Regions from separate parts of the Mus musculus genome. Here region 2 is linked to region 1. Evidence: chromatin loops called from intact Hi-C (ENCODE). Cell type or tissue: gastrocnemius. All regions are shown on one strand. Each heading gives the region's core, and the rest is flanking DNA. Links, peaks and the distances in the headings are about the cores only. Region 1 has its middle 64 kb from the start of Tnmd. Region 2 overlaps Gm26851 (predicted gene, 26851).

Region 1 (16,010 bases), core at 7,661-10,160:
CAGTTATTTGTAGTTCTTTCATAGTAGTTCACTCATGTTTCTTAGAAGTCTAAGTCCACTAATTTTTGCTTTCCAGGGGTATTAGTTACTACATCTAATAATGCATATCAAAGAAGAGAGTCTGGGAATTATATATTTCTAGTGGAGATCCCCCAAATATCACAGTTATTTCCTGGAAGCCAGGAAGTAGTCACAGTTGTCAGTCACATTAAGTTGTAATTGATGAGATCCAAGGGTTTTAAGGAGGTGTGCTGATTAGTTTATTGTCAACTTCACACAAACTGGAGTCATCTGGAAAGAGAGGCCCTCACCTGAGGGATTGCTTCCATCAAATTAACCTGTTAATATCTCTGTGGAGGCATTTTCTTTTTTAATGACTGATAAAACAGGGTCTAGCTCACTGTGGGCTGCACCATCCTTGTAATGGTAGTCTTGACTTCTTATTTTATTTTTATTTTTTTAATTTTTTAAAAATTTTTGTAGCATAAGCCCAACCAGTTCTGAGGCTGAGGCAGGTTTATTTTTTCCAACCTGCTTTTATACCATTTTACTTACATGAAAGAAATAAGGTCCGTTCTAGGTTGAAGAACAATCAATTCAATAAACACAAATAATCAAGGATCTAGCAAGACAATAAACAAAGTTCCCTGATCACTCCTCTGATCACTGTTTCTAAGGGCTTAATCAGGATGACCAGGATGTCTGAGCCTACTTCCCTGTTCTAGCCCAAAGTCATATTCATGCCTGAAGCCTACTTCTTTGTTCTAGCCTAAAATTAGATTCCTGCCTGAACATACTTCCATGTCATGGTCAAAAGTCAAATTCATGCCTGCAGCCCACTTTCTTGTCTTGGTCCAATGTCAGATTTCTGCCAAGTTGCCCCCAAAGCTCTCCACAATTGGTATAAATATTACTTAAACACTAATTGCTGGAGACCTGCCCTGACCTTTACAATGAACAGTAGGAGGCAGGACACAGGACACAGTATCAGACAAAGGTCAAAGACTGATGACCTCTGGCCTTGTAACTCTCTCTTACTATTTTGTGCTAATAATCCCCTGTTTCTTACTGTTCTATAACTAAATGCTACTGGTTTCTAGTAATAAACTCCTGCTGACAGTAGCAGGAAATTAAGAAGAAAAAGGCTTAATTGCTAGGGCTTCTCTCTCTCTCTCTCTCTCTCTCTCTCTCTCTCTCTCTCTCTCTCTCTCTCTTTAGTATTCATAGCAGCTTTATTTGTAGTGGCCTTGACTTCTATAAGAAATGGATTGAGCAAGCCATGGGAAGCAATCCAATATGCAGTGTTTCTCTATAGTGTCTATTTTAAATTCCTGCCTCCTCTTTTCTGCCTTGAGTTCCTGCCTTGGATTCTTTCAATGAGAGACCATGACTAGCAAATGTATTCCAAACAATTCATTTCCTTTTTTATTAGATATTTTCTTCATTTACATTTCAAATGCTATCCCGAAAGTCCCCTATACCCTCCCCTCACCCTGCTCCCCAACCCACCCACTCCTGCTTCCTGGCCCTGGCATTCCCCTGTACTGGGGCATATAATCTTTGCAAGACCAAGGTCCTCCCCTCCCATTGATGGCTGACTAGGCCATCCTCTGCTACATATGCAACTAGAGACACAACTCTGGGGGTACTGGTTAGTTCATATTGTTGTTCCACCTATAGGGTTGCAGATCCCTTTAGCAATTTCTTTTCACCATAGCCCTTATTGAAGCAATAGAAAGAAAAGTCAGACATGGGGAGAACCAAGGATAAAGACTAGGCAGCAGCTGATTAATCAGTCATTGTCCTTATCATTTGCCCACCCAGCAGGATATGTGGGAAGGCTATGCATGTATGAATTCTGCATGCATAGGAATCCTGGAGTAATGTGATTACTACAGTGAATGACATCTCACAGGCAGTAGAAATCTCAAGGCTATACTAGAAAAAGACAGGACTAGAGAGCTTAGATGCTTATTTCAGCTACAATCCACACTTGGATCTATGCTCCAATCGATAATTCCCTACCTTCTATGCAAACACGTTCAAAGCAGTTTCAGAGTTTTTTTTCTAGAGTTTCTCACAATAGTGATGATGGAGGTAAAGCTGCTGTCGCTGCTGCTGTTTTTAACTGGTTTCTCCCATGTTGATCTTGGGTTGGGAAACAACAACTAACTTGTGAAAAACTGGAAATAAAATTCTTGAACAAATACTTTGTGTGCAGACTGTGTTTCTAATTATCTTGCTGAGTCTGATCAATTAATAGCAGGCATATACTATCATTACAACAGAATACATTGAAGTAAAGGGACATTAAGATACTTGCATAATTTCACACAGCTCTACAAGATGGGCCAAAGATTCAAAATCAGTCAGTCATACTTTAGAGATCAGGACCTTGTTCAATACCAAATATTTCGTGACTAGCAACGTGTAAGTCCACAAAAAGATTAATTAAATATTTTTGAATAATAAAAGGGATGCATGTTTACAATTATATTGCTAGCTTCCCCCCAACAGCCTTATTCCCTTACATTTTCCTCTGATCCATTGCCCCAGTGTCTCAGGAACAGACCTTGAAGTTGGTCTTTCTATATCCATCATGGACTAACCAGCACATTGCACTAAAATCACATGGACTAAAACATCCAGTGTTTAAATGTATGTGATAATAATAAGTGAATTCTAGGAATGCAAAGGTCCTTTTAATGGCAGGAGGATCAAGAAAGCAGGAATGTTAAACATGCCGGAAAACAGTGTATAACCTGTTTTCCACATAGGAGGCTGGGAATGGAGTGGCTGATAGTGTAGGTGAACCCTGTGCTATCTGTAAGGCCAACCTATACCTGGCTTCCCCAAGTTCCCATAACCAGAACCAGTGGTGACTAATAGTCCAGGTGACCACTGTGCTATCTGTATAGCCTGGGGCTCTCCCAGGCTCCCAAAACTGGGCTGGAGGTGGTTGATAGCCCAGTTGACTTTGATGCTATCTCTATGACTGTGATCATATTAGATTCCACCCCCTACACCTTTAAGATAACACAAGGAGCCTATTTATAGAATCCATATACACAAAATAAGTGATATGCAGTTTGAATTATATCGCAGTGTGCACAAAGGACTGTGTCACACCATAAAATTTTTATCCAAATTTTACTGTACTAAAGCATGCCTGAAATAACCTGCTCAGTGTCAGACTCTAGATATGTGACGCAATACCAGCTAGTGAGTTCTGACGAAGCAGACTTCCTTCTAGACTTATACTATAGTCTTCCAGCTCTGGTGTTTACAAAACCTCCACAAATGCCAAAAGAAGACATGAAGTTAAAAGAAGGGGCATATGGGAAAGTTTGGAGAGAGAAGGGGGAAAGGGCGAATAGTATCTCAAAAGAAGTTGTAAGCCAGAAGCTATGTGGACACTTTGCCCCTTCTTAGAATTGGGAACAAAACACCCATGGAAGGAGTTACAGAGACAAAGTTTGGAGCTGAGACGAAAGGATGGACCATCTAGAGACTGCCACACCCGGGGATCCATTCCATAATCATCCTCCAAACGCTGACACCATTGCATACGCCAGCAAGATCTTGCTGAAAGGACCCTGATATAGCTGTTTCTTGAGAGGCTATGCCGGTGCCTGGCAAACACAGAAGTGGATGCTCACAGTCAGCTATTGGATGGATCACAGGGCCCCCAATGGAGGAGCTAGACAAAGTACCCAAGGAGCTAAAGGGATCTGCAACCCTGTAGGTGGAACAACAATATGAACTAACCAGTACCCCCGGAGCTCATGTCTCTAGTTGCATATGTATCAGAAGATGGCCCAGTCGGCCATCACTGGAAAGAGAGGCCCATTGGACACGCAAACTTTATATGCCTCAGTACAGGGGAACACCAGGGCCAAGAAGTGGGAGTGGGTGGGTAGGGGAGTGGGGGGGGGAAGGGTATGGGGGACTTTTGGGATAGCATTTGAAATGTAAATGAAGAAAATATCTAATAAAAAATACAATTCATATATCAAAAAAAGGAAGTTGTAAGCTGTTTTTTTTTTTATTTCCTGAGTAAGCATAGTTGAAAAATGTCTTTCGCAGACGAAGATCTATCCCTAATACTGGCTTTTTTTGCCCTCTGAAGTATCTCACAGAAAGAGGTGCCTCATAAGGAAGAACACAAAGGGCTATAAAATGTATGGAAAGACACCCAGCCTTCCTGGCTATGAATGATACATACAGTAAAACACCCAAAGACCATTCTTCTAACTGACAAAGAAGTCAGAGGACTGAAACAACCAGTATTGGAAAGAATTCTAGGAAATAGATCTCTTAAATATAACTTGATTCACTGAAATTTAATTTCGTAAAGCCATGATAAAATGAAACTTGACAAAATCTAGCATGTAAAAGTACAAATATTCTTACCTAAGATTTTGTCTCTAGGATTTCTTTTCTTGTTTCAAAAAGCTTACCTTGCACAAGCATACATATTGTAGAAAAACTAGAATGAAAGAAATTCCTGTTAATGATGGAGTTGTTAAATACAGTGGGCAATAGCATACTACAGAAACATAAAATGAGAAGAATACGTTTTTATATGAAAAGGCATCTAGTCTGGTGAGAGACACCAACACTAAAAAATGGGTCAACAAGTAATTGTTACAAGAAAATATATATGATGTAATTTAACTTTTGCAAACCAAAAAAAATTATATATAAAATACATATTTCAGTATGCATATTAAAATTCTGAGTTTATGCCAATCAACTAAATAAAACTGATTTGGGGAAGTAAGATTTAAAGGTATGATGGATAATCCCTTCTGTAGTATTTGAATTTTGGTCACATTTAACTCTTTTTGATGTTTTCCCCATTGTTGAAGATTGAATCCCCTGCCTCATGCATGCTACACAAGTTCAATGCTACTGTAGCCCTGCCCCATGATAATAATTTTCTGAATATGTATATCTAGAGACAAAGAAAGCAAAGCCAAAAAACTAGAGAAAAGAATAGTAATTACCATTCATTTGAAATCTCTTAAAAACAACCAAGAATGAGATGGCCCCTGCTTTGTTAGACATCTTTCAGACCTGATTCTAGGTCACAGAGCAACCGGGTTCTTGTGAAGAGCACAATACTCCCCCCTGCCCAGAAAATAGACTAATGTCTCCAGACTATATGGTACGTGAGCATAAAATGGATAAAAGTACAAAAATAAATTTTCTCTCACTTCTTTCCATGTTCTTGATTTTTAATGTGAATATCCAGAGAGAGACTCAACTCGTACACACACACACACACACACACACACACACACACACACACACACACACACATACACACACATACACACACATACACACACACACATACACACACACATTCTTCCCTAACCAATACATATGAAAGGACATACCTATATAGAACAAATACAAGTAGACAAAGTTAAGTTGTTGACGGGATCTTGAAAACTTATCCTGGGAATCTGGGCAGATAAGAGGCTTAAACACTAAGGTCAGGGACAAGGCCAAGGATCAGGAGAAGGCCCAGACAGTCGTTTTTCTTCTAGATTCTAGACAGTATATTTCATTGTTGGATGTAAATGTTTTGTGACCTTACCTGTAAGACTACCATCTCTCATAGTAACAACATTATGTACTTCATCAATACTCCAGACTTTTTCCTCTTCTCCAGATAAGAAAGGCTGGGCAGCATTTTGCAATTTATCAGATTTATCCAAAATTTACAGCAATTTCTTCTCTTCCTCCTTCATCATCATCATCATCAAGCTATTTTCTATCAATCTTCACCTTCAACGTGATAGAAAACTATTTAAGTTGTATAGATTATCTTGCTCAAAAAGCAAGAAAATAGTGAAATGTATTAATAAATGAAAAGCACAATTTATGTCATTATCATAATTATTCTTATAATAAGAATCATATTAAGATTAGCAATAACTAAAATTTTACTCTTGCTGATATGAGGTGTTCACCTAACAAACACAAAAGGAAATAGATATAGAGTTAAACAAGGAGGTATACAATCAATAGTGGAGAGTAAAGATTGATTCTTTCAACCAAGACTAGAAACCACTTATGAGAAAAATAATGTTTCTATCAATTAAGTTGAGTGTCATCAGTGTGAATGTGCCACTGCAGTTTTTGTCAGGTATCTTAAGCTGAACTTTCTCATCAGCGATACCTATGCTCAGTCACCTACATTTTGGAAGTCTAAAAAGTTTAAGAAGGGAGTCAGGACCCTCTAAGTCCTTGCTGCACCATATGTAATTCTGTAGACTAGTAATAATCACCATGAGCAGAGAAGTTATTAGCAATGTAGAATTAGAGGCTTCACCTCACACCAGTGAATCAGAATCTGTGTATTTACACAATCCCAGCTAATTCTTATTAAGGTCTGGCAAGTTTTGCTCTGGATATTAGCTGAGAGTTAGACTTGCCTAATTTCAAGTACTATAGTCATACCTCCAGTATTTGCCCTTGTGATTATTTCTGACATCCATATACTTAGGAAATGCAATGAGATCAGCTGATAACACAAAATCTGCCAAATGACTGTTGTGTACTCTGTCAAGTATTATATTAGGTCCTTAGAAGGAAACCAAAAATGAATCTCTACTCTCAAGGATAAAATTTGGGATGGAAAGAAGAGAGATGAGTAGATGCTACCACAATGCATTTCATACTCTGTTTATACAGATGTTGTGGTTTGAATATAAAATGCTCCCCGAAAGACTCATACCTTTGGCTAAGGAGATGATTCAATAGAAAAGGGTCATTGCACTACAAGCATAAAAACCTGAGTTCAAACCCCCAACATCCACATTTTGAAAAGCTGTGCATAGCTATGCATGACTGCAACTCAGCCCTGAGGGTAGTGACAGACAGAATCCCAGAATTGTGGGCATAGAGATAACCTGATTTTGAGAATTCATGGCTTACCATTCTAGCTGAAATAGCTATCTTCCAGTTCAGTGAGAGACCTTGTCTCACAGGAATAAGGTACAGAGTGATTGAGGAAGATACTGGACGTCTTGCTCTGGGTTTGGCATATACACACATGGGCATACACAATGAGCATATTCAAGTGCTCATACCACACATAAACAATATGTACCCATCACATACTCTATGAACAAAAGCATGCATATGAAAAGCTTGTGTCTTGTTATTGGAACCAATTTAACTGAGAGGAAAGTGAGTCATGAGGGATTTTATTTAATGTCCAGGGGAGATTATGAAAGATGGAATCTTGTTTGAGATAGTCTGCCTGTGAAGGGTATATTGATCTGTCTTCCTCCTCCTTCTGCCTGCAATAATGAATTAAGCCAATTTTTCTCTACCATGGCCTACTGACATGAATTGTCTCAGGCCCATAGCCAGGTAACCACAAATTGAAATCTCTGAAACTATGATCTAAAATAAAAATTTCCTCCTAACTTGATCTGGTCAGATATCCGTGACAGCAAATAAATAAATAAATAAATAAATAAATAAATAAATAAATACTAACACACCAGGCTGACGCCTGTTTTCCACATGTGCTCCATGTGGTCTACCTTTGTTCTCAATATTCCCTCTGTCTGGAACTTTGATTTTCTGCTTCTCCTTTACCATTATCCTGTTTACAGTGACTCTCCGGAAAATGGAAACCAGTGGTGTTTTTCTGAAGAAAAAATAAATAAAACAAACAAAAAACCCCACTTACTCCCCAAACTAAACACAACAACTGGATTTTACTGAGATGTCTAAGCTCTCTTCTAAATACTTCAGTTACTCTCCACAGGATGTTCAGGAAAATGAGACTTTTTTTTTTTTAGTTTTTTTCTCCCATTTTTATTGGTTATTTTATTTATTTATATTTCAAATGTTATACCCTTTCCCAGTTTCCCCTGTACAAAACCCCTATCTCCTCCCCCTGCCTCTATTAGTGTGCTCCCCCATATGCCGACCCACTCCTACCTCAACACCCTAGCATTCCCCTACCCTGGGTCATCAAGCCTCCACAGGACCAAGGGTCTCCTCTCCCAGTGATGCCAGATAAGGCAATGAATCCTCTGCTACATATGCAGCTGGAGCCATGGGTATCCACTGTGTACTCTTCGGTTGGTGGTTTAGTCCCTGGGAGCTTTGGGAGTCTGGTTGGAGGACACTAGCTGAAATACCCAACAAAGGGGAGAGAGAACCTATAGAGACCATATCCAGTGGATAGGTACAGCCCCCAGTTGAGGGATGGGGTCACCCATCCATCTCAAAAATATTAACCCAGGATTGCTCCTGTCAAAAGGAAATGCGGGAACAAAGAGTGGAGCAGAAACTGAAGGAAAGGCTATCCAGAGACTGCCCCACCTAGAGATCCATCCCATCTCCAGACATCAAACCCAGACACTATTGCAGATGACAATAAGTGCTTGCTGATGAAGGCCTGTTAGAGCTGTCTCCTGAGAGGTCCTGCCAGAGCCTGACAAATACAGAGGTTGATGCTCATAGCCAACCATTGGACTGAGCATGGAGATCCCAACAGAGGAGCTAGAGAAAGGACCCAAGGAGCTGAAGGGGTTTGTAACCCTGTAGGAAGGAAAACGAGACTTTTATTGTGATCAAACATTAGAACTTTGTCATTTGAAATCTTTCACTTAGAAATCAAAATATGTGTCCTCACATGCTAAACTATAGTAAAAAAAAAAATTCGCATATCTTTCTAATTGCTCCTAACACAAAACAAATAGATCCAGAATCCACAATTTCTGAACAAGTCTCCTGAATTGTCAATAGTGGCTGTAATTTTCAGTGGATACTCTAGATGGTAGCATTGTGCATTTTATTCTTTATATAATTTATTGGTTTCCTAAGTCTCTATTTTACACATCTGAACAGGCATGTGTGTGGAGGGAAAATGGAAGGGCAAACACTAATTTCACTTTAGTGGGCATCCATGACTAGGCAAATATCAATAACAACATTTTAAATTCTATTTGTATCAGTCAAATTCTTGTCTATTTTCACTGTTGCTCAGTCTGTATAATTGATTCCACTGTCTCACCTCTTGCTCATGTTCCCACCTTGTGCAGTCCATTTTTTTCCTCTTTCTTCCCTAACCCTTCCAAAGCCATTATTTTATTAAGACTTCACTGTATCACCCAATATACATCCCATCAGCCTCTCCCCAAGGTGCATCTGAACCAGTTATAAGGCAGTTACCCTTCACATTATTTTCTGTTTTCCACTTTTTCATTGTAAATTTACCAAAAAAAAGAAGTTGAAAGAATACTATAAAAAGCAGCAATATACCTGTTCACTGAGACTCACCACATTTTTTGCCTTTCCATTACAACCTCCTACTCACCCTCCCTCTTTCTGCTACCTTTCTTCAATCATCCTGACATACTCTAGCTGCTTCACCATGCATTGTCTAGGTTGCAGATATCATTTCATTGTCCTTAAGGTCTCTGGCATGCATTTCCTGAGAATAAAGAGCATTTTTTACAGCACCCTCTTGAAGCCCTCTGCTCTCTTGCCTTCATTTAACTCTTCTGTACATCTAAGCATGTCTTTCCAGAACTATAAGACAAAGGAAGTGGATAAAGACAGTGGGAGTCTACTTTGGTCTAGCCATAAACTAGCTCTGGAAAAAAAAAAGAAAAAAGAAAAAAAGAAAAGAAAAGAAAGAGGAAAATTTGCTTAAATTAAAAAGGTAACACACATATTGTTTAACCAAAACAAAACAAACAAACAAACAAAAAAACCCAGGAGAAATAAAAAGGTTGGAGACATTTGTTACATCTACTATATATATGATATATATGGCTATATCATATAGAGACAATTATTCTATAACTACAACCATTTCTTAAATAAAACTCCTCTTATGCATAATTCATGTTAAATAATCAAACTGGTGAAATAAATAGTTAAGATATTTTATTCTCTTTCCATTCAATATTAAAAATAAAACCCAAAACTTTTAGTAATGTTTATTGCCTACATCTTAGTTAAACAAATGTAGTGTTAATGAAAGTATGACCATTTCTATTTCTCAATTAAACAAAAGGTGGGCAAAGACATATGGAGTTCGTGTAAGATTCTCCATTGATAGACTCCTGAATGTGAACATCTGTTCATATATGGAAAACACCTTTACAAGAGCTAAGGAAATGACATAAGAGAGTCTATTTGACTTTAACAATATTAAAAGAACATTGAGGGGGATGTAGTAGTTACTTTTCTATTGCTGCAATAAAACACCATGACCAAGGCAATTTATAGAAAGAAGGATTTATCTGAGCTTATGATTCCAGAGGGATGACTCTGTCGCCATTACCATCAGTAAGTATGGCATCAGTAAGTACAGGCAAGGCAAGTGAATCTGGAAGCTGAGACTTGAAGGTTCAAATCACAAACCATAAACAGGAAGTAGAGAGCAAACTGGGAATGATATCCATGATATCTCAATAGCATGACTACATAGACAAGGCCTGAATAAAGACCGCACCAATAGGCATGCGTCCATGGAAGGGAGAAATCTCATGAAAATTCCCACTTCTACACAAAAACAAACAAATCAAAACAGAACACAAACCTATAGACAACTAAAGGATACTGAGAGTGGGAAAAGTAGACTTCTACTAGCAAGGAACCCTTTAATTGCTTATCAAATATATATAAAACGTCAAGCCCTGAAATCATGTATATTTAAGCAGTACTGAACCAACTGATGAGGTTATATTCATATGTTTATCCATGCCTATGCTACACACATGCATGTAACTTTTTAAAAAGTAAAGAAGGCCGGATATTTAAGGAGTGGAGGGGGTGGAGGAGTTGGAAGAAAGAAAGAGAATGAAGGAAACTGAAGTAACTGTATTTTAATTAAAATATAACTATTCAGAAATAAATCAAATTGAACCTTAACAAAAAAGTACAGAATCTCTTCTGATAATCAAGACAATCTCTTAATTGTAACCCTTTGTAGAACTGAAAAGCAAATTACATACTTCTAATACACAATGGTATAAAATATAAATTACCAATCCAGAAAGGAGAAATGGGGGTATAGTGAGGAAATACTGAACCAATACAAGACTAGAACACAGCAGGACACATAAAAAATCTCATAGCTCCACATTCAGTATCAGAGGATTAGGATGGGTGTTACTGTCCCTCCATTTTTGCTGCCTGTAATATACATTTCTCTCTTGGACCTGGTCCCATTTCCTATATTCTGCCATTCTTGGCAAATGATTCAGGATCCTGGCATCTCCAATATCTTGGGATCTCCTGTGCAATCCAGGTTTCATAGTCACAACTTTACATAATGGTCTCTCATAACCTCTAACCCTCTCAAAGCCTTCATAGAAAGGGTTCCCTTCTGAGTGCTACCTGGTCTCAGCAGCTCTCTGAAAACTTAAAAAAAAAAATGATCCATGGATAAAGAAACTGTGATACATTTATACAATAGAGTATTTATTACTCAGCTACTAAAATCAATGGAGAGATGGATCAGCAGTTAAGAGCGCTGGCTGCTCTTCCAGACGACCAGAGTTCTATTCCTAGCACCCACATGTCAGCTCATAACTGTCTGTAACTCCAGTTCCAGAGGATCTGGCAACCTTACCCAGACATACATGCAGGCAAAACACCTATATACATAGAACCAACTATATACATAAATCTTTTTTTAAAGCCACTGATATCATGAAATTTGTTGGAAAATGAATGGAACTTGAGAAAATTACCCAGAGGGAGGTAACCCAGACCCAGAGAGGCTAAGTAACAAGGAGGGCTCAAGTTTGGGGGTGGGGCAGGGCATGGACCTCCCTAGGAAGGGAAATAGTAGAGATTTCATGGGTGGACTGGGGGCAGGTGGGCATGGGACAGGAGAAATCAGGAAGAGAGGTGAAGACAGAGTACTAGGAGAGATAACTGGAATTAGGGGACATTTCATGGAGGAGATAAAAATCTAGTGTAATAGAAAGTCCCTGGAAACTACAAGGGTGACCCTAGTGAAGACAGTGTATTGGGGGATACACTACCTGAACCAATCATCTTCTGTAATCAGGCAAGGCTTCCAGGGGTGGGGCAGGAATATCAACCCAGCCACAAACCCTTCTACCTACAATTTGTCCTGGTGGGGTAAAGGAGAAGCAAACCTTATAGGAGTGGTCAAGGGATGACTAGGAAAGCTTGGGGCCCATGCCACAAGACGGATCCCATGCCTACCTGGATGGTCTGGAAGCAGAAGATGGATAATCAGAGACCTATATAGAACCAAACACCACTGCATAGATAGATAGATAGATAGATAGATAGATAGATAGATAGATAGATAGATAGATAGATAGAAAGATAGATAGAAAGATAGATAGATAGATAGATAGAGTCAATGAAATTATTTCTAATGACATTCTGCCATACTCATAGACTGCAGCTTAGCATAATCGTCATCAGTGAGGCTCCATCCATCAAATGATGGAAACAGATGCAGAGACTCACAGCCAAACTTTAAACCAAATTCATGGAATCCTGTGGAAGCGAGAGAGGAAGGATTGTAGGAACCAGATGGGTCAAGGAGAGCACAAGAAAACCCACAGGATCAACTAATCTGGGACTCCCAGGGACCGAATAGACAATAAGGGAACCTACCTGGGTCTGAGATAGACCCTCTGCATATATGTTAGAGCTGTGTAGCTTGGTGGAACACCTAACATTGAGAATGGGGTGTCTCTGATACTTTTGCCTGCTTTTTGAACCCTTTTCCTCCTACTACTTGGTTGTGTCATCCAGCCTTAATATGAGGAAATGTGTCTAGCTTTAAGGCAATTTGATATGCCATATTTGGTTGGTATCCATGGGAGGCTAGCCCTTTTCTGAAGGGAAGCTGAGGAAGAGTAGATTTGGGAGTGAAGGAAGGTAGAGGGGAGGTACTTAGAGGAGAGGAAGGAGGGAAAACAGCAGTCAGGATATGATATATCCTGACAGCAGTCTCTATATATGAGAGAAAGAAAGAAAGAAAGAAAGAAAGAAAGAAAGAAAGAAAGAAAGAAAGAAAGAAAGAAAGAAAGAAAGAGAGAGAGAGAGAAAGAGAGAGAGGGGGGAGGGAGGGAGGGAGGGAGGGAGGGAGGGAGGGAGGGAGGGAGGGAGGGAGGGAGGGAGGGAGGAAGATAGAAAAATTGACACCATCACTTTTACTTTTACACCCTTCATTCTTTTAAAGCTAGGACAATGAGGATAACATGCCAAGTTTGTCTATCATCTTGGAATAGACCCTGGCCCTCTTGAATTGCATCATCAGCAGATCTTTTGCTCAGTTGCTTTATAGAGGCTGAAAAAGCCTCAATCTCTCTTTCACAAGTTGAAAACTTAGTTAAATGGGGTCTTGTCCTGAGGGTACCCTTTTTTATGCCAGTGTCTAGTAGGAGGCCTCTTCCTTTTCCTTTTTATTAATTCTTCTCTCATATTCATCTCAACTGCAGTTTCCCTCTTCCCCTTCCTCCCCCCACCACCTCCTCATTCCACTGGATCCACTCACTTTTCACTTTCCTTCAGACAAGAGCAGTCCTTCCAGGTACGTCAACCAAACAAGAAGCTACAATAAGAATAGGCACATATTTTCACATCAAGACTAGTCGAGGCAGCTCAGTAGGAGGTAAAGGTTCTCAAAGACAGGCAGAGTCAGAGACAGTCCCTGCTCCCACAAGAACGCTAAGCTACACAATCATAGCATATATGCAGAGGACGTAGGTTAGACCCATACAGACTCCCTGATCTCTGTGAGCACACTTGAGCCCTAGTCAGATGATTTGGTGGGCAGTATTCTTGTAGTGGTCTTGATCCCTCTAGCCCCTCTAAGACTTCCAACCCTTCCTCTGCAGGACTCCTTAAGCTCTACCTAATGTTTGCATGTAGGACTCTGCATCTGCTCCCATCAGTTGCTGGATGAAGTCTCTCTGGTCTCTAATGACTATTATGCTAGGTTCTGGTCCCAGCATATCCTGCAGCAAGGCAAACTGCAGGTCAGAGATTTAGTGGTTGGGTTGATGACCCAATCCCTCCACTTGAGGCCTTGCCTGGTTACAGAGAATGGCCAGTTCAGACTCGGTGTCCCCTAATACCAAGAGTCTTCTCTAGTCTCACCCTCATAGATTTCATGGAGTTTCCATTGCACTAGGTTTCCACCTCACGCCAAAAATGCCCAATTCCAGTTGTCTCTCCCAGTATTCTCTGCCTCCATCCCCAAAACCTGTTCCTTCTGGTTCCCACTCCCAGTCCACACAAAATCTATTCTATTTCCCCTTCCCTGGAAGATCCTTGTGTTGACCACTCCCTTGAGTCTTCTTTGTTACTTAGCTTCTCTGGGTATGTAAATTCTAGCATGGTTATCCTGTACTTAATAGCTAATATCCACTTATAAGTATATACATACCACATTTGTCTTTCTGTGTCTGGGTTACCTCACTCTGGATGATTTTTCTAGTTTCATTCATTTACCAGCAAATTATGCAGCATTACCTTTAACAGCGGATTAGTACTTTATTGTGTATCACATTTTCTTTATCCACTCTTTGGTTGAGAAACATCTTTTTTTTATTAGGTATTTATTTAATTTACATTTCCAATGCTATCCCAAAAGTCCCCCCCACGCTCCCCCCACTCCCCCACCCACCCACTGCTACTTCTTGGCCCTGGCGTTCCCCTGTACTGAGGCAGATAAAGTTTGCACGACCAATGGGCCTCTCTTTCCACTGATGGCCGACTAGGCCATCTTCTGATAACATATGCAGCTAGAGACACGAGCTCTAGAGGGTACTGGTTAGTTCATATTGTTGTTCCACCCATAAAGCCAGAAGCTGGAAAGAATCCAGATGCTCAACAGAGGAATGGATACAGAAAATGCGGTACATTTACACAATGGAGTACTACTCAGCTATTAAAAATAATGAATTTATGAAATTCCTAGGCAAATGGATGGACCTGGAGGGCATCATCCTGAGTGAGGTAACCCAATCACAAAAGAACTCACATGATATGTACTCACTGACAAGTGGATAATTAGCCCAGAAACTTAGAATACCCATGATACAACATACAATTTGCAAAGCACATGAACCTCAGGAAGAACGAAGACCAAAGTGTGGACACTTTGCCCCTTCTTGGAATTGGGAACAAAGCATCCATGGAAGGAGTTACAGAGACACAGTTTGGAGCTGAGATAAAAGGATGGACCATCTAGAGACTGCCATACCCAGGGATCCATCCCATAATCAGCATCCAAATGCTGACACCATTGCATACACTAGCAGGATTTTGATGAAAGGACTCTGATATAGCTGTCTCTTGTGAGACTATGCTGGGGCCTGGCAAACACAGAAGTGGATGCTCACAGTCAGCTATTGGATGGATCACAGGGCCCCCAATGGAGGAGCTAGAGAGAGTACCCGAGGAACTGAGGGGATCTGCAACCCTATGGGAGGAGGCCTCTTCTTAAAGGCAATAATCTCCTTATGCCTTTCAGCACATGTCATGGTTACAATGTTAAACTTCCTGGTGCTCCTTTTCTCTTTAAATTGTACATTTGTATTTCTTCTTGTCCTACTTGCTCTTTTTTGCAGTTTAAAAATTGAAATACAATTACATCATTACTCCAGTCCTTCCTCCAACCCTTCTCTGTTTTAGGTCCCCATCTTGTTTCCTGTCATACTCTTCTCTTCCATACTGTGAGAGATTGAATAATAAACATCTTTTCTTCAATCAGGATTATAGTGTGATTATGAAAAAAGGATGAGCCAGGCATAGTGGTGGTTCACACTTTTGAAGCCAGCCTTCAGGATGCAAAAGCAACCAAATCTCTGTGAGTTCAAGGCTAGACAAGATACATAGTGAGTTCCAGGGCAACTAGGGATATGTATAGAGACTCTGTCTCAAAAGAGAGAGGGGAGGGAGGAAGGAAAGAGAGAAAAGGGAAAAGGGATGTGTGGCCCGGGGCTGTAGCACAATAGGTAGAA
Region 2 (16,010 bases), core at 6,394-8,893, 77 kb before region 1:
CAAACAAACTTCATTTTCTTCAGAATGTTTGCTGGAGATTAGACTAGGAAGGTTTTAGAGAAAAAAAATGAGAATACTTAGAGGGTTATACAAAATAAGGGAAAAAATCATGAGACATAGATTAGTATAAGGCCTAGTGGTAACAAAGAGAAATGAGTAACTCTGGGAACTACAACAGTATATCTATAAAAACCATATATCACAAGGATTTACATAGTATTGGGAACTGAGGGTCCTGCCTTGAATAGAATTCTTCTGTGGACTTCCACAATTTCTACCTGTGTCAGATTTTATGACTCCATCAGATATATGTTTTGTTCCAGGCCTGCCTTATCTCACTTTAAGGCTTACCTTGGCATAATGAAAATTAAATATATGTCTAAAAGAAACCAAACGACCAACACTGACAATCAGTCTTCCATGTGAACGCAAACAATGCTTGATTGAAGAATGGATCTAGAAAATGATAACATCTTGGTGCTACACACACATTTGTTTTACTGTTGACAGGTGAGCCAACTCCAAAATTCAGAAGATCACTCCTTTCTACAATTCTGCCATTGTTTGAATATATATGTCCCTCAAAATTTACATGTCAGAAGAATTAGCTGGGTCTTTGGAAAGTGATTTAATTGACAAGAACAAAAGTATCACAAATGTGAACAGCAAATTTATAGAAAAATGAATCTTTTAAAAATTAACTTTGCCTACCCATCCTTTCAGCTATATGGTTTGACAACCTTTGTCTCCACTGAAAGAAAAGTAGCATAGTATTATCTATGAAGCAGAAAGTAACCTTCAACAGATAGTGAACCTATCACACCTTGGTCTTGAACTTCCCAGTGGACAGACTGAGAGATATATTTCTATTTCTAATATTTCTAAATTGCCCTGGGCCAGATATTTTGTCATACTAGGACAACTTGCTTAAAATAAATTTCCTTTCCATCTTGCTCCAGGAGTCAGTTATCTATAATTGGGAATCATGATTTTCCTGATCCTGAAGACCATAGCAGACTAAACAACGAAATACATTTTTTTATCTTCTACCATAACTGGTAACTAAATTCTTCTATGAAGAAAGACTATAGTTGCCCTAAACCAGTTGCTAGGAGAGTAGACAACACACATGAACGTATGTAGCAAGGCCATCAGCACAGGAAAATGACAGGAAGATGAAAGCCAACTTCATCTATACAACCTAGGTTTTACAAAGTTCACTGACTATGGGTTCTGGAAATAATTATCACAGAGTTTCTTAATCTCCTTTGATTTCTACATGTTTTCAGACAAGAAGTTAACAATAAGAGATGAACTGTCACTGAGACACTAGACTATCCATTTCCTAGCATTGGTCAGACCTAGGTTACTAATGCACAGTTTTATTAATCACAGTAGAGCTTTATAACTGGTAAAGAGTACAAAAAAGCCTGCTTAAGGACTCATTACTGCCAACTTGTACATTGTATTCAGTACCTGAGAAACCAAACCCCATTCTGTAATACAGTATCCCTCCCACAAATCAGCAAGCTTTTAAATAAAAAGATTTTTTGTTCAGATGAGAGACTAAACCTAGCATTCTGTCTGTGGATGACTGGCTCTGGGGAGAAAAATGAGGACAGTCCCTATTGCCATGTCCCCAGCCCTAGCTCAGCTCTATTTCTAGTAGAGACTATGGGCTAAGCCTTAGAGCAGCTCAGCCTTTACAAATGCCTGGGATCGTTGGAGCAGTGTGAAATCACATTATCTGTCTAAGTCAATTATACTTGGGGCTATACCTGAGCCTCCATCAAGCTTATACCCCCAGTTGTTGACTAGCTCCACCAGGAGGGGTGTTCTAGACAGTCATTCTGTAGCTGGAATCTGCACTAAGAAGGTCTCAGAATGCTTTTTTGTCACTAAAAGGACCAAAAGTGGAGTTGACCTGCTCCTTTGTGATCTTCTTCTTCAAAAAGGTTTCCCCCACTGGAAAACTGAAAGAATAATCTTAAAGTAATTATTTGGAGGTGGGGACTTTTAGATGAACTTAGGTCATGAAAATAGAGCCTTAGTGATAAAGTTAGTGCCCTTATGAGAGGTTTGATCTCATTCTCTCCTGAGACTTAACAAGAAGCTAGCCCCATGCTAACTAAGAACATGACACCTTCAGGCCATGAAATATTCCAGAGCCTTACAGATACCTCACAGCCATGTCCAATCTTCAGTCCTTGGCCATCTATGCATGTGCATCTCTAGATAACTATGAACGTAGCCCAATATAATACCATAAGCTTTAAAAAAAAGACACGAACACTTAAAAATAAACAGGAATTTTACAAATAGTTTAGTAATTCTATTTCATGGTTCTCAAATGATAATGTCATGTCACAATTTTAAAAATTTGAACCTACCTGTTAATATTTTCTAGGCTCCAAAACTGAGAGAAATAAATCTCCATTGTTTAAGACACTTATTTCAAACAAAGACACTAATGATCACTAATCTTCATGAATGTCTAGACCTCTCTCCTATCAAAATACTTTAGACTCCCACAACAGAATATTTGTTCTTCTAGAAGCCACCAATTTTAATAAAGTGGATCATTATAAGCCACTCATAGCTGAATAACATTTTTAATGATTTCGAGTTTGTTTAATCAAAGAACACTATTATTCATTTAATAGTGTTAGTTAAGTATAGTTTTAGATAATACTTTTAGCCCCTGAACTGTGCTTCAAAAATACTAAACCACCAAGGTAGGAGAACTTGACTCATTATAACAATATAATATGATGATTCAACACTTAGGACTGAAATGAAACTTTAAAGATTGATAATATACATTGAGGTAGAGATATCTTGTTTAAGTGACAAGCAACACTACCTTAGGTAAGCTACTTAATATTTCTGTCTCCATTCCTTCTTCTCTAAAGTAATAATAATATCTACTTCATAAAGGTATTGTAGAATTAAATTAGGCTATACATAGAAAACATTTGACATATTGCCAGACAAAAATCAATTGAAATTTTGGATATTGTCTTCTATTAGACTGCCTTAATTACTTTTTCTATTGATATGAAGTGACACCATGATCAAGGCAACTTGTAGAAGACAGAATTTAATGGGATGTACAGTTTTAGTTGGTGAGTCCATGAAACATCATGGCAGGGAACATGACTACAGGCAGGCAAATATGTCACTGGAGAAGTAGCTGAGAGCTTACATTTTATACATAAGTACATAACACACACACACACACACACACACACACATATATATATATATATATATATAGAGAGAGAGAGAGAGAGAGAGAGAGAGAGAAAGAGAGAGAGAGAGAGAAATAGGAGGAAGAGGAAGAGGGAAAACTAGAAGCTTTTTGAGACCTCAAAGACCATCCCTATTGACATAACTCCTCCAATAAGACCACATCTCCTAATCCTTCTGAAACAGTTCCAAGTATTCATATATATGAATTTATGCGAGCCATTTTCATTCAAACCACAACATAGCCAAATATATTTATTACACTTCAGAGATCTTTTTTTGTTTCCTTTTAGCTTTTTGGAGACAGTGAAACTGGCGTGGAATTCACTATGTAGTAGAGGATAATCTTCAATTCCTGATCTCCTTGCCTCCACTTCCTGAGTGTTGTGGATTAGAAGTTGCTTGTGCTGTTTTGAGGCAGTGTCTATCCATGTAACCCAGAGGCAGAGTGGGTCTCAAATGCATGATTCTCCTGCTTCAACTTCCCAAGGAGCTGTGATTCTAGACATGTGCCACTATTCCTAGCAGGTATATGGTTGTAAGATTATCAGTGGCATTTTTAAACATCAAAACTACTTCATGGAATTGTTACAGAAAATTTACAACTGTAGTAATTCAGAACAACAGACCTTGTATGATATATATTTGCAAAGTTCCTATTTCCAGTTAAGATCAAATCTGAAGGTTTTGGGTGGACATAATCACAAGAGGGTCACCGTTCAACCCACCACACTGAGAATGTCTATAATCTTTCTCTGCTTCAGTTTCATTATTAGTAAATAAATTGTGACCTCAACATATTATGGTATATCCAAATATTTCAATCCATATTTTTTACACTTTCTAAGCAAATTATAATCATGATATACTGATACATAATAGTTTGTGGAATAAAGTTAGAAGTATCTAGGTTTGTGGTTTAAGCAGATCAGTTTGAAACATGAACAGGCCATAAACTGCCAACTCCTTTTCTGTGCCAGTACTAGTATAAATACTGTGACAGTGGGGATTGAGTTGTCCGTGTATTTTGAATAAGTAATGCCTTGCACTGTGGGTGCTTAATAAATGTTTGTCATCATCATTATCATAATTGTATCATAGGTTGCCAGCAGAGATAGCTACTGTTCATTACTGCTCTGTTAGAGGCAGTCTCAGTGGGGGAAGTCAAAGAAGAAGAATGTTCTTCACTTGCCATAGATTGCTCTTGCCATAGAATGCTTGATACAGCAAAATTTCCCTCTCAACAGCATCTACGGGAGTTTTCCACTGCTTACCTCTTAACATTCCATCCTGTCACAATTACCGGAGCCTAAAAACACAAAATACTATAAATACTAAGAATAATGATTAATTTTTTTCACTTCTGAGAATAAGCAGATATGAAGAAAAGCATTAGATTATCTTGGAGGACAAAGACTACACAAAGTGTTCAGACAATGACAAGCTTAAGTCATGAATATACTATATGTGCAGTATTGATGAAGTAGCTTCACAGGGCATACCAATTATTGCAGACTGGGTAATTCAAAACAACAAAATTATCTCATAAATTTGTAAGCTAGAAATCTATAATCAAATTGTAAAAGCCATGCTCCCTCTGAAGGTTCTGGAGAAGAGCCTGCTCCATGTTTCTCTCTTAACCTCTGGTACTTCCCATAGTCCTTAATGGCATTCTTGTAGCTAAATCACTCCAGTCTCTGACTCAGTCATCACATGAATTTCTTTCCATCACAGGCTTTCTTTGTGTCTCCAAAACTCCTTTTCCTTATAATAACACTGTCGTTGCCTGTAGGGTCTATCCTAATCTAATATTTGACTTTAGTCAACTTAGTTGCATGTGCAAAGATGTCATCTCCTGATAACGCTTAATTCACAGATTCTGAGTAGGTATGGATTTTTATAGCAGAAGATATGATTCAACTTCCTTATCAATAAATTGACAGCCATATCTTTGGCTATGCCCATACCTTTGGGAAAAAACAATGAAAGTTGCCTATGAAATTGTACACCCATATGTAGAATCCTAGAAGCTGTTTGAAAAGTAGAGAAGCATTTTATTTTCTCCCTCTAAAATAAAAGCCAATGGGGCTAGAAAAAAATGGCTTAGTTTTTAAGAGTAGTACTTATTGCTCTTGAAGGGGACCATGTTTGGGTTCCCAGTATCCATATGTCTTCTCACAGCTGTCTGTAACTCCAGTTTTAGGGGATGTGATGTCCTCCACAGGCATCAGACACAAACTCACATGCATGAACACATGATAAACATGTATATATGCAAGCAAAATCCATATACATAAAATAGAAATAATAGGTATTATTAAAAATTCAAGTCCAATTTTTGGTTTAGGGTTGGTTGCTTGCTCTATGAGGGGCAGTTGAAAAGAAGCAAAAACATTGCATGCGACAAAAACTACAGGTAGGTGTCCATAAAACAATGACATATATTCTACATAATTTAATGTAAACATGTTTTGGAAATAATCACTTGTGAAACAAAATTGCTATCCTAGAAATGACCTTACCAAACCACAATAATGAAACCTAGAGATTGAGGGAAACAGGGGAAACTATTCATCCAAATCATCCAAGTGCCCTCCCCTTCAAAGCCTCTATAGAACAGAGAGAAATAAAACCAAAGCTACTGAAAGATTAGTCTCTGGACATTTCAAATGGCAGCCTGTACATTCCAGACTCATTTAAAAACTGAACAGTGTACTGTTCAACTCCCCTGGATCATACATATAGGAAAGTTCACCGATAAGTTTCTCATTATTTTGAACTAATCAACAATGAGCTTTAAGGTTAAGTGGAATAAATGCAATGTTCTTTGTTATACTTTCCTTTTGTTGGAGGCATTCTTTCTACTTATTTCAGTGAGACTTGTTCATGTCCCATGTGCTCATGTGGGAAGAAGTGTACATCCCATCAACATTACTTTTCTCTACACTAAAATGAAGAGACATACAGCACAAAAAACAAATCAAGAAATTCCCCTTTGGGTGAATCCTTGAATAGTTTCCCCTGTTCCCTCTGTGTCCTTAATGACAGATTGATTTGCCATACTACAAGCCTGCAAAAATCTATCCTCTCTTTCAGCCTCAAACACCTACACTTAAGTAAAGGCTTCACTCAAATTAGTAGGATTGTTTCCTATGAACATTAGGCAGGCAAGCAAAAATTCTAGTAGAAGTTTCTCCAAACAACAGCTGGGCATCAAAACCCTACCTCATTTTTAATTTTTTTTCACTATTTTTGAGGATTTAGTATACATATAAAATGAAATATGATCCTCATTTTTGTCCTTTATCTGCCACTTTATTTTCCCCAATATATGCTCCCTCCCATCTTCACATCTTTTTTATATAACCAAGCCCAATTAATACTGTCCATGTTTGTGCATGGGTGTGGAGCCATTTACTGGAGCATGGGAAACCTATTAGTGGCCATATCCTCAATAAAGAACCATCTATTCTACCTCCTACAGCAACTATCCACTGCCAATAACTCCTTAGAATGGGATGGGGCCTGAGGATCATCTACTTTTTCTCTGTCAGGATTCTGGCTGGCCAAGCCACACTTTTAAGGAAATATGTAAATCTGATAACTTGGGGGGATATCAGAATAGTCAATTTCTTTAGTTAATCAGACTGATTTCACTACTTAAGCATTGAAAGGGAACCAAGTAGCTTAGTGGATTTGGATCAGTCTTTGCAATTGGGATTTCATTAGTTCCTTCCAAAAAGGATGCAGCTACCTTGAATAAGGTAGTCAGACTCTCTTATTTATTTGACTAGGGTTAAACTGGAACATTGAGATGGGGGATATTTGTTCGATATAGTCTCTAAATTATGTTGGAGAAGGTAGTTATGAGCTCTGGAATACAGAATCTCTTACATAGGTAATTTAGATAGCCTTTGTACAAAAGTAGCATCTCCCCTCCCCCATCTTGCTATAGTTACAGCCAATCTGGAAGCATGTATGAATTATCTGAATATGCCAAAAATGTTAATTTCATATTTGCTATTTTAAAAGCAAACTCAGATTTTTGAGCCTTCTACTCTTGTCTTACAGTTTAGTATGCCTTCTTTTTTGGAATTAGATTTAGTGCTTAGCACCTTTAAATGCCAATCTGACCATGATGCAGATATGACTGGGTCCAAAGATGTTGGAGGAAGAAAATATAAAATTTGTAGGTTTAGAGTTGAATAATTATCTCTACAGTCCCATTACCATTCTCACTGACCCTGTCAGAAGGCGAGTTGTCTATTTGCAGCAGGTTAGTTGGGGAACTGACATAAGACTCTCAGACTAGTTTCCAGAGAGCAGATGCTAGCTGGTGAGCCCTGATTATCAGGCCATGGCAGGTCTGCCAAGCAGAAAGATCCTGTGGAGAGGCTGTGGGTTGGAGGCTCGTGACTTAGCTGTTATGAGATGGTCCAAGGCTTCAGAACTGCCAGACAGGCACCTGCTCCCAGCATTCAGATTAGCAGAGAAACCAAGCAAACAAACATTCCCATCAACCAGTATTTAACCTCCTGTTGCTCAGAGTTGAGCTTTCTTGATTCACTAGAGATGATGGGAAAAGTACAAAATCGGTAGGGCATGAGTCCTATGTAGGCTAATGCCAAACAGGTTAAAGTTCACTCCCTGAGAACTGCCAGCACAAATCGTATTCAACCTCACGATGTGATTAGGGGGTCACATTTCAACGAAGTTCATTGAAATTCTACATGCCTCCTTAAACAAACAGAGGCTTCAATTTTTACTCCAGTTTCTTGCCTGTCTCCATGTTCGACAAATGTGAAAATCCAGTTCAGGATTTTTCTTCCACGGCCATGGATTGAAGTATTAGCTCCAGAGTTGGCCCAGCCAGACAACTCATCCATACTTGAATCAAGGCATTCACTTGAAATAATAATAATAATTTAGTAGCAGGGGCTTTCACCTCCAGCCAGCACAGGTAAATCCTGGATTAGTGGTCCTTGTCATTCCTAAATGGACTGCACATCTCCTGCTGCTGGGCCTTCATTAACAAATCTCAGAAGGAAAAAAAAAAATGAAAGGAAATAAACAAGCCACTGGCTGAGCACACGCATGATCACAAAACTCCTCCTCCTCTGTTTCGCTTGCCCACTAGGAGTCTCAGCTCATGCTGGGGGCTTTGAGCAGTATTTTCCTCAGTGCCTTTTCATACTGACATCATGTCCACTTCTTTTGAGCTCTTCTCTCTTCGACTCCTCTTTCTTTGCCTTCCGGCAGCACAGTGTCATCATCTCCCACAGATTTCTTTTTGTATGCTCTGTCTACAGATACAATTCATGCTAAAAAAAAAAAAAATAGAGCTCTTCCATCCCCTACCTTTTGCCCTTCCCTCCCAACATGAGCAGCCCCAAATAACAATTCATTCCATTATAGGCATGGAGATCAAGGCATGTGTGTTTCACAATGCCATAATCAGACTGAAAGGACTAACCAGCTCCATTTCAAAAGGGATCCTGCAGAAGGAATTGACATAGGCAGGTGTGCAAGGAGTTCTGAGCTTGGTACCAGCTGTGTGACTTTAACAATTCCATAATAGTTCACTGTACTTCTGTGTTCCCATCTGTTTAAAAAAAAATACAGACATATTGGAATGCCAGCTACCTACTCATTTCACAGGACACTTAAAGATCAGTTTAGCCAACAGAAAACTTCTACCAAAAGTATAATTGGCCCTGTAAATCTCCTTGGAAAACGGGAAGAGTCTTGATTGCAAGAGAAGACTGGCAAACTGTGCTTCCATGATTCAAGTTTGGCTGTCTTCTCACTCCATTCTTTCTCCATAAGTACTAGAGTCTGGATGTTTGTACTTGCCTCAAAATTCCTATATTAAAGCATTGCCCCCATGTGTGACAACATTAACTAGCAAGGATTTTAGGAGGTGCCGAGGAAGCAGAGGTAGAGTCTTAATAAATGGGATTAGTGTCTCTATAAAGGGAATTCAAGGAAACCTGCTTGTACATTCCACCCTTTGAGGATACACTGATGAGAAATAGGCCCTCAGCAGACACCAAATGTGCTAGCGCCCCCAGAATCATGAGAAATAGGGTAAGATATTTAATTGCCTGAATTTCAATCATTTTACTAATGCATTTAAAGAATGTATCTTTAGGCCTAATTCTCTACTCAGCTGTGTTGTCATATATCCAATTTCATGTTTATTGTATATCTCATACAGTCTTCAATGTCCCACAGATATTTCACATGTAACTTATTCCAAATCACTTTCTCTTGCTCCTTAATTCCTGAGAAGTCCCATTAGCTGTTGACTTATCATAGTAAGAAACGTGGAGCTTCAGATTTTCCTTATTCCCATCTCTATCTATTTTACTGTTCTAACATAAGCCTCTGTCCCCACCTCTTCATCCCCACTTGAAGGCCATCATTTTTCACTCCTATTACTGCTGCAGTCTCCTAATGGCTAATAAATCTTCAGTGTTGTTAATCACCCTTTGTACATGTGTCAGTGGGCTTTCCTGTACCAGCACTATGCCAGCCTTTATTACTATAACTAAGTACCAACTAGTGCCAGGCACTGAGCTAGGATCTCAATCTTATTTCACCCAAACAATAACCCTTTGAGTTACATGCTATTAATATCACTATTTACAGAGGAGAGAGATAAATTTAACAGCTAATTTCAACTCAATTGCAAGTCCACCAACTCCATAAGCTATGTCCTTCCCAATGCATTACACTGCTTCCCTTTATCTATTAGCACCTCTAAGGTTCTTCGTTGGAATTATTTGGTCTTTCTGTTCTTTCTAAACTACATCTTTAAATTTATTTATTTTTTGTTTATTATTTTTGCTTTTGTTTGGGGATTTTGAGACAGGGTGTCACATGTATCTCTGGGTAGTATAGAACTCAATGTATCAAATACGCTGGCCTTGAACTCACAGAGGTCTTGCCTTCCTCTGTCTCCCAGGTGCTGGTCTTAAAGGAGTAGCCACTACATCCATCTCTACACTGTTTTGAATACAGGCAACATAAATGATGCAGTTCACTCCTACATCTCCAGACCTAAGCACAGTGTCTGTCATCTTCTGGGTCAATGCACAAGCACCAAATGAAAATATTGACCAACTTAAACCCATCAAAGAATGTTCCCCTGTCTCTCTCTTTCTTACTTAGTGTTCTTACTAGGGTAATAGTTCACAAATCTTGGCCAATATGAGTTGTATTTTGTCTCTATAACCTGGGAGAAAAGTGTCAGACTTGTTTTGCTGACTCTTCCACCATTTCTTTAGTCCAAGATTATTTTCAAGCAGATAGATTTTCTTGCCCAGTAAAAGTTTAACTGAGTTCCAGCATAACCAAGAATGCAGCTGAGATTACTTGAGTCCTAGTTATTGCTAAGACAAAAGACTAAAGAGTGGGTCACTTCAAACCGAACCAATGTAAGATACTACTCAGAGAAAACCAGGCTCACCAAATATTGTACATTTTAACCAATAGAATTTGGCCACAGGGTACCATTTTGTTTAATGATGCATGACATGCTCTTGGCACTTGAACTCTAATAAGGACTGTACAGGCACTTGGCAGTGCACATTCTATCAAGGGGTTTTGACAGCTAGAAAGCAAACAAAAGGACAATTTAAATGTAACATCACATCTACTCCGGCTGTCACTCAAGTATCTACCAGCAATCTGACACCAAATCAATAGTATTATGGTTCATTGAAGTTGGATCAATGACTTCACGAAGTTTCAGAGCAGCAGCAGCACAATAGCAAACTTCATGTCTCCTGTCTATTATTGCAAAGGATGCAAGCACTGTCTGGCATCTCGGAGTGTCGAAGCCTTAGCACACTTCTGCCTGAAGACTCTGGGAATCATGGCATATGCCAGGTCATATTCTCCCCATATCTTCCTTCTGTCCTTTCTCCTCCCCCTTCAGGCACTAACTTGGAAAACATTTCACCCATTTCTATGTAAGAACAAGAGATAAGCCATCTTCCAGAAGCTCTGTGAGGGAAGTGGAGGCTCACAATCATCCATTGGACTGAGCACAGGGTCCCCAATGGAGGAGCTAGAGGAAGGATCTAAGGAGCTTGAAGGGGTTTGCAACCCCATAGGAGGAACAGCAATATGAACTAACCCCCGGAGCTCCCAGGGACTAAACCACCAACCAAAGAGTACACAAGGAGGTACTCATGGCTCCAGCCGCATATGTTGCAGAGGATGGCATTGTCAGGCATCAATGAGAGGAGAGGTCCTTGGCCTTGTGAAGGCTCAATGCCCCAGTGTACGGGAATTCCAATACAGTGAAGCAGGAGTGAGTGGGTTAATGAGGCGGCGGGGGGGGGGGATGAGGTACAGGGGCTTTCAGAGGGGAAATTAGGAAAGGGGATAAAACTTTAAATGTAAATAAAGAAAATATCTAATAAAAAATGGGGGGGGAATCTCTGTGAGGAACCATGACCAGAGTACAAGATCCCAAAGAAAACACCATTTGTTTTTTCACTTTTGAGACATGGTCTTGCTATATAGCTTTGGCTTGCCTGGAATGACCTATGGAGTCCATGCTGCCTTTAACTCCCAGAGATGTACCAACACTGGTTCCAGCTTGGGAATTCTCAAGTGTTTCTCAGTCCCATAAATAGCTATGGTTTAAATTTTTCTTTACTCTGTGACCAACCAGTACACTTTTTTTTTTTTAAACTGATAGAGGGCGTTCCTGAAGCAGCCACTTTCCAGGGTTCCCCCCATTTCCTCGTGACCCCCAAAGTTTATTCGTTTGTCACTTTTCAGACATTTCTACAGCAGAATGTGTTCTTTTGGACCTCAGAAGGACTAAACAAATGTAACATCCCAAGAAAACTAAATGAAGAAAAGGCACAATTTTCAAATGCCCCCATAGTAGCCTGGAAAAAGGTACCCAGGAGTCTAATAAAGTTGAAAACCATCTAGTCATAGGGCAGAGCAGCATTAGATGGGTGCCTCAGACAGGGGAATCTATTGATTTCAAGGCTCAAATAAATTTCTCCCCCGTGCCAGAGCACCTATTGCACTCACCAACCTAGCCAAAGGCCTGCACATCAATGAGATGAGGATGAATTATTGAAAAGCTTCTTATAAAATGCTGCACTCTGCCATTTCCTACAAATCAAATTATCGAGGGAGATATTTGATTGTAAACATATTTAGAAAATGATTTCATTGTCGTTAGGTTGGTTTTGCTTGCTGCCTTCCCCCCTTCAAATTTCGTTTGCATTAAAGTGCTACAAAGTTAAAAAGGTCACACACACACACACACACACACACACAGACACACACCACTCCCAAACAGGAGCTTGCACACTAGCTACAAAAGCAAATAAATTCAATTAGCAAAAATGAGAACCTATTATAAGCAATAGAAAATCCTTTAAATCATGTCTAGCATCCTTAAAACAGAATTGCCTCCTCCTTACCCAGGCTACTAACACACAGTTACCCTGAAAACAAATGGGCTCTGTTTGTTTGGGTTTTTTTTTTTCACATGAAGAGACCTAAATTCTATGTATAGTTCCCAAACTGCAGACCTAACACTGTTAAGCAGGTTCCCCTGTTAGTGCAAGAAAAGTTCTCAATTTCACCCTCAGAGACTATGCTCTCCAGAGATGGACGTGTGGCTCCTCCCTGCTCTATGCTCTACCCAGAGGCACAAAAGCCCACTCAGCTAAGGATAAGGGGCTGCTGTTTCTTGCTGCCTTGGGCAGAACAGTCATCAGAAAACGAGGCATCAGATGACCCAAAGGCCAAATTGCTTCTATTGAGACACTTGCTTAATGGCATTCAACTGGGATGCCATTGCCTAAAGGAGCCTCTCAGCAATGCCTTTGGCTCTAAGCACTTAAAAAACAAAGAAAGGATGTGGACTTACCTGCTAAGAAATCGATGCCAAGGAGAAGAATCTAGTAGGAAGGGTGAAGGACACATTACTTCAATAACCATTCTTTATTTTCAACTACATATTCAATGCTTAACATATAGCAGATACTGAACCTATCACAGTGCTATGAAGTCCTGTCATCAGATCTCCATAGCCCACAGACTCAATGTCCCCTTTGTAGAATAATAGGAAAGCACATATGAGCTGTTGCTGTATCTTGGAATTTGATCTATTAAAAGGCTCAGTGGATAAAGTATCTGCTGGGCAAGCAAGAGGACCTGACATAAGATCCCCAGCACCAATGTAAAAGCCTGGGCATGGTAGCAAGTTTCTATAATGCCAGGATGTAGATAGGGGAGGGTGGGTGGAGTCTGCAGAGACAAACAGATCCTAGGGTCTTACTGTCCTGCTAGTCCAGCTGAAATAGCAAACTATAGGTTCAGTAACAGACTCTGTCTCACAAAGTAAGGTAGATTGCTGTGGAGGAGTTGAACTCTGGTTGGCCTATGTACATGCATAAATACATATGTATGCCACAAATACAAACAAGCCTACACTAAGAAATAAATACAAAATAAATAATTAAAAATTTTAAATGAACCTTTACACAAATGAATTGACATCTCCTTTGTTACAAACTTATTGAGTGTTCACTCTGTCCAAAGAATTGAACCAAGCACAATGAGCAATTAGAATAGGGATAAGACAGGGACCAAAAGCAGGGAAATTACCCTTTTTCCAAGTCATGTGACTAAGATGCCAATGAGGATATTAGAAGACTAAAACTTTAGACATAAAGCCCAGTATTCATTCACCAACGTGTTCTAATTACAATTAAATATGACTACTTTATATATCAATTGTAGTTATTAATTTTCCTTTTAAAAATAGTTGTCTCTCTCTGCACTCAATTCAGTACTGAGCAATAGTGGAAAGTAGAAATAATGGCTTATTTGATAATAGCCATTAATTGAGGACCTATGATATGTCAGGTTCTGGGCTAAGTATTTTTACAGCTTTTCAATTGAACTCTCAGAAGAACACTGCATCTCAAATGGTCTGGTACATGATAATTTACAGATGTCATTTTATATACAGGAAGTGCTATCATCTAATAGCTAACAATGCCTTATATGAAACTTAAATGAACATCTTGCAGATAACACAACCTTAGGAATCATTACTATTTTGTATTGTTTATCCTAATTGTTTTCACATTCTTGGTAATTGTAAGGAGTGCCAGTACCTATTAAAGTTCCACAAGGGTCTGGAGAGATGATTCAATGCTTAAGAGTCCTTGCTGCTCTGGCAGATAAGGGCTGGGTTCCCAGCATCCATACAGCAGTTCATAACTTTCCAAAACTCCAATTCCATGGTATATGCCACCCCTTTCTGGTCACCAGGAACCCCTGACATGTACACAGTTCACACACATGTATGCAGGCAAAACATTTATACATATTAAATAAAATAACAACAATATATAGGATTGGAGAGATGATGGCTCAGCAGTTAAGAATTCATTTTCCCAGCACCCAGGTGGCAGTTCATAAATCAGTAACTTCAGTGCCAGGGGATCAAATGGCTTCTTCTGGCTTCCATGGGCACTGCATGCACATGCTGCACATGCACACACACACATGCAGACAAACACTAACATGCACAAATAATATACACATAAAATAAAAATTAAATTAAATGTAAAAAAAATTAAAAGGGGGAGCTTGAGGGATGGGTTAGTAGTTAAAAAACACTAGCTGTTCTACCAGAGGTTCTGGGTTCAGTTCCCAACATCCATGTAGCAACTCACAATGGTTGTAACTCCAGCTCCAGAAGATCTAAATATCCTCACAGTAACGCACATAAAATAAAATTAGACAAAGAAAAACATTAAAAAGTACAAAATGGTATGCTAACACTTGTTATGCATCATCTATCTTATACAACAGCACCCTGTGAGGTGTTACTATCCCTATTTCAGAAGAAGGAGCTGTGAGGCATACCTGATGAATTAACTTGCCCCATACGTAGTGAACGGCAGAGTCAGTACTCAAAATCATCTGACTAGTTCAAGTTCTTTCCAGTACCTTTATTTCTAGGTTGCTAATTTTTGACTTTCCATTCTGGTTGGAAAAACAAATGGCCATCTTGCTGAAAGCAATCTACAAATTCAATGCAATCCCATCAAAATTCCAACTTAATTCTTCATAGAGTTAGAAAGAGAAATTTGCAAATTCATTTGGAATAACAAAAAACCCAGGATAGCAAAAACTATTCTATTCTCAACAATAAAAGAACTTCTGGGAGAATCACCATCCATGACCTCAAGCTGTACTACAGAGCAATTGTGATTAAAAAACTGCATGGTATTGGTATAGTGACAGGCATGTAGATCAATGGAATAGAATTGAAGACCCAGAAATGAACCTGCACACCTATGGTCACTTGACCTTTGACAAAGGAGTTAAAACCATCCAGTGGAAAAAAAGACAGCATGTTCTACCTATGGTGCTGGTTCTACTGGAGATCAGTATATAGAAGAATGCAAATTAACCCATTCTTATCTCCTTGTACAAAGCTCAAGTCCAAGTGGATCCAGGACCTCCACATAAAACCAGATACACTGAAACTAATAGAGGAGAAAGTAGGGAAGAGCCTCAAATACTTGGGTACAGGGGAAAAGTTCCTGAACAGAACACCAATGCCTTATGCTCTGAGATCAAGAATTGACAAATGGGACCTCATAAAATTTCAAAGCTTCTATAAGGCAAAGGACACTGTCAATAGGACAAAATGGCAACCAACAGATGGGAAAAGATCTTTTTCAATCCTACATATGATA

What was found. A loop is a pair of places that touch in the nucleus more often than their neighbours do. Peaks named below come from ENCODE experiments on the same cell type or tissue, not always from the same donor. Only the 100,000 strongest peaks of a DNase experiment are listed, where the experiment ranks them.
Region 2: it touches region 1 in a loop (2.5-fold over the local background); 2 of 42 quality-filtered maps call a loop at or near these places.

The regions. Positions count from the first base shown.
Region 1 is chrX:133,778,507-133,794,516 of GRCm38, forward strand. No RefSeq gene overlaps it. Among named protein-coding and RNA genes, the nearest start is that of Tnmd, 64 kb to the right of the region's middle. In gastrocnemius, for the core only: a CTCF peak has its summit at 8,796; no DNase peak of the experiment used is centred there.
Region 2 is chrX:133,703,201-133,719,210 of GRCm38, forward strand. It overlaps Gm26851 (predicted gene, 26851), which reads left to right. Exons shown (of 4, transcript NR_153117.1): 3 at 324-510; 4 at 3,543-4,062. Among named protein-coding and RNA genes, the nearest start is that of Pcdh19, 22 kb to the left of the region's middle. In gastrocnemius, for the core only: no CTCF peak of the experiment used is centred there; a DNase peak (open chromatin) is centred at 7,646.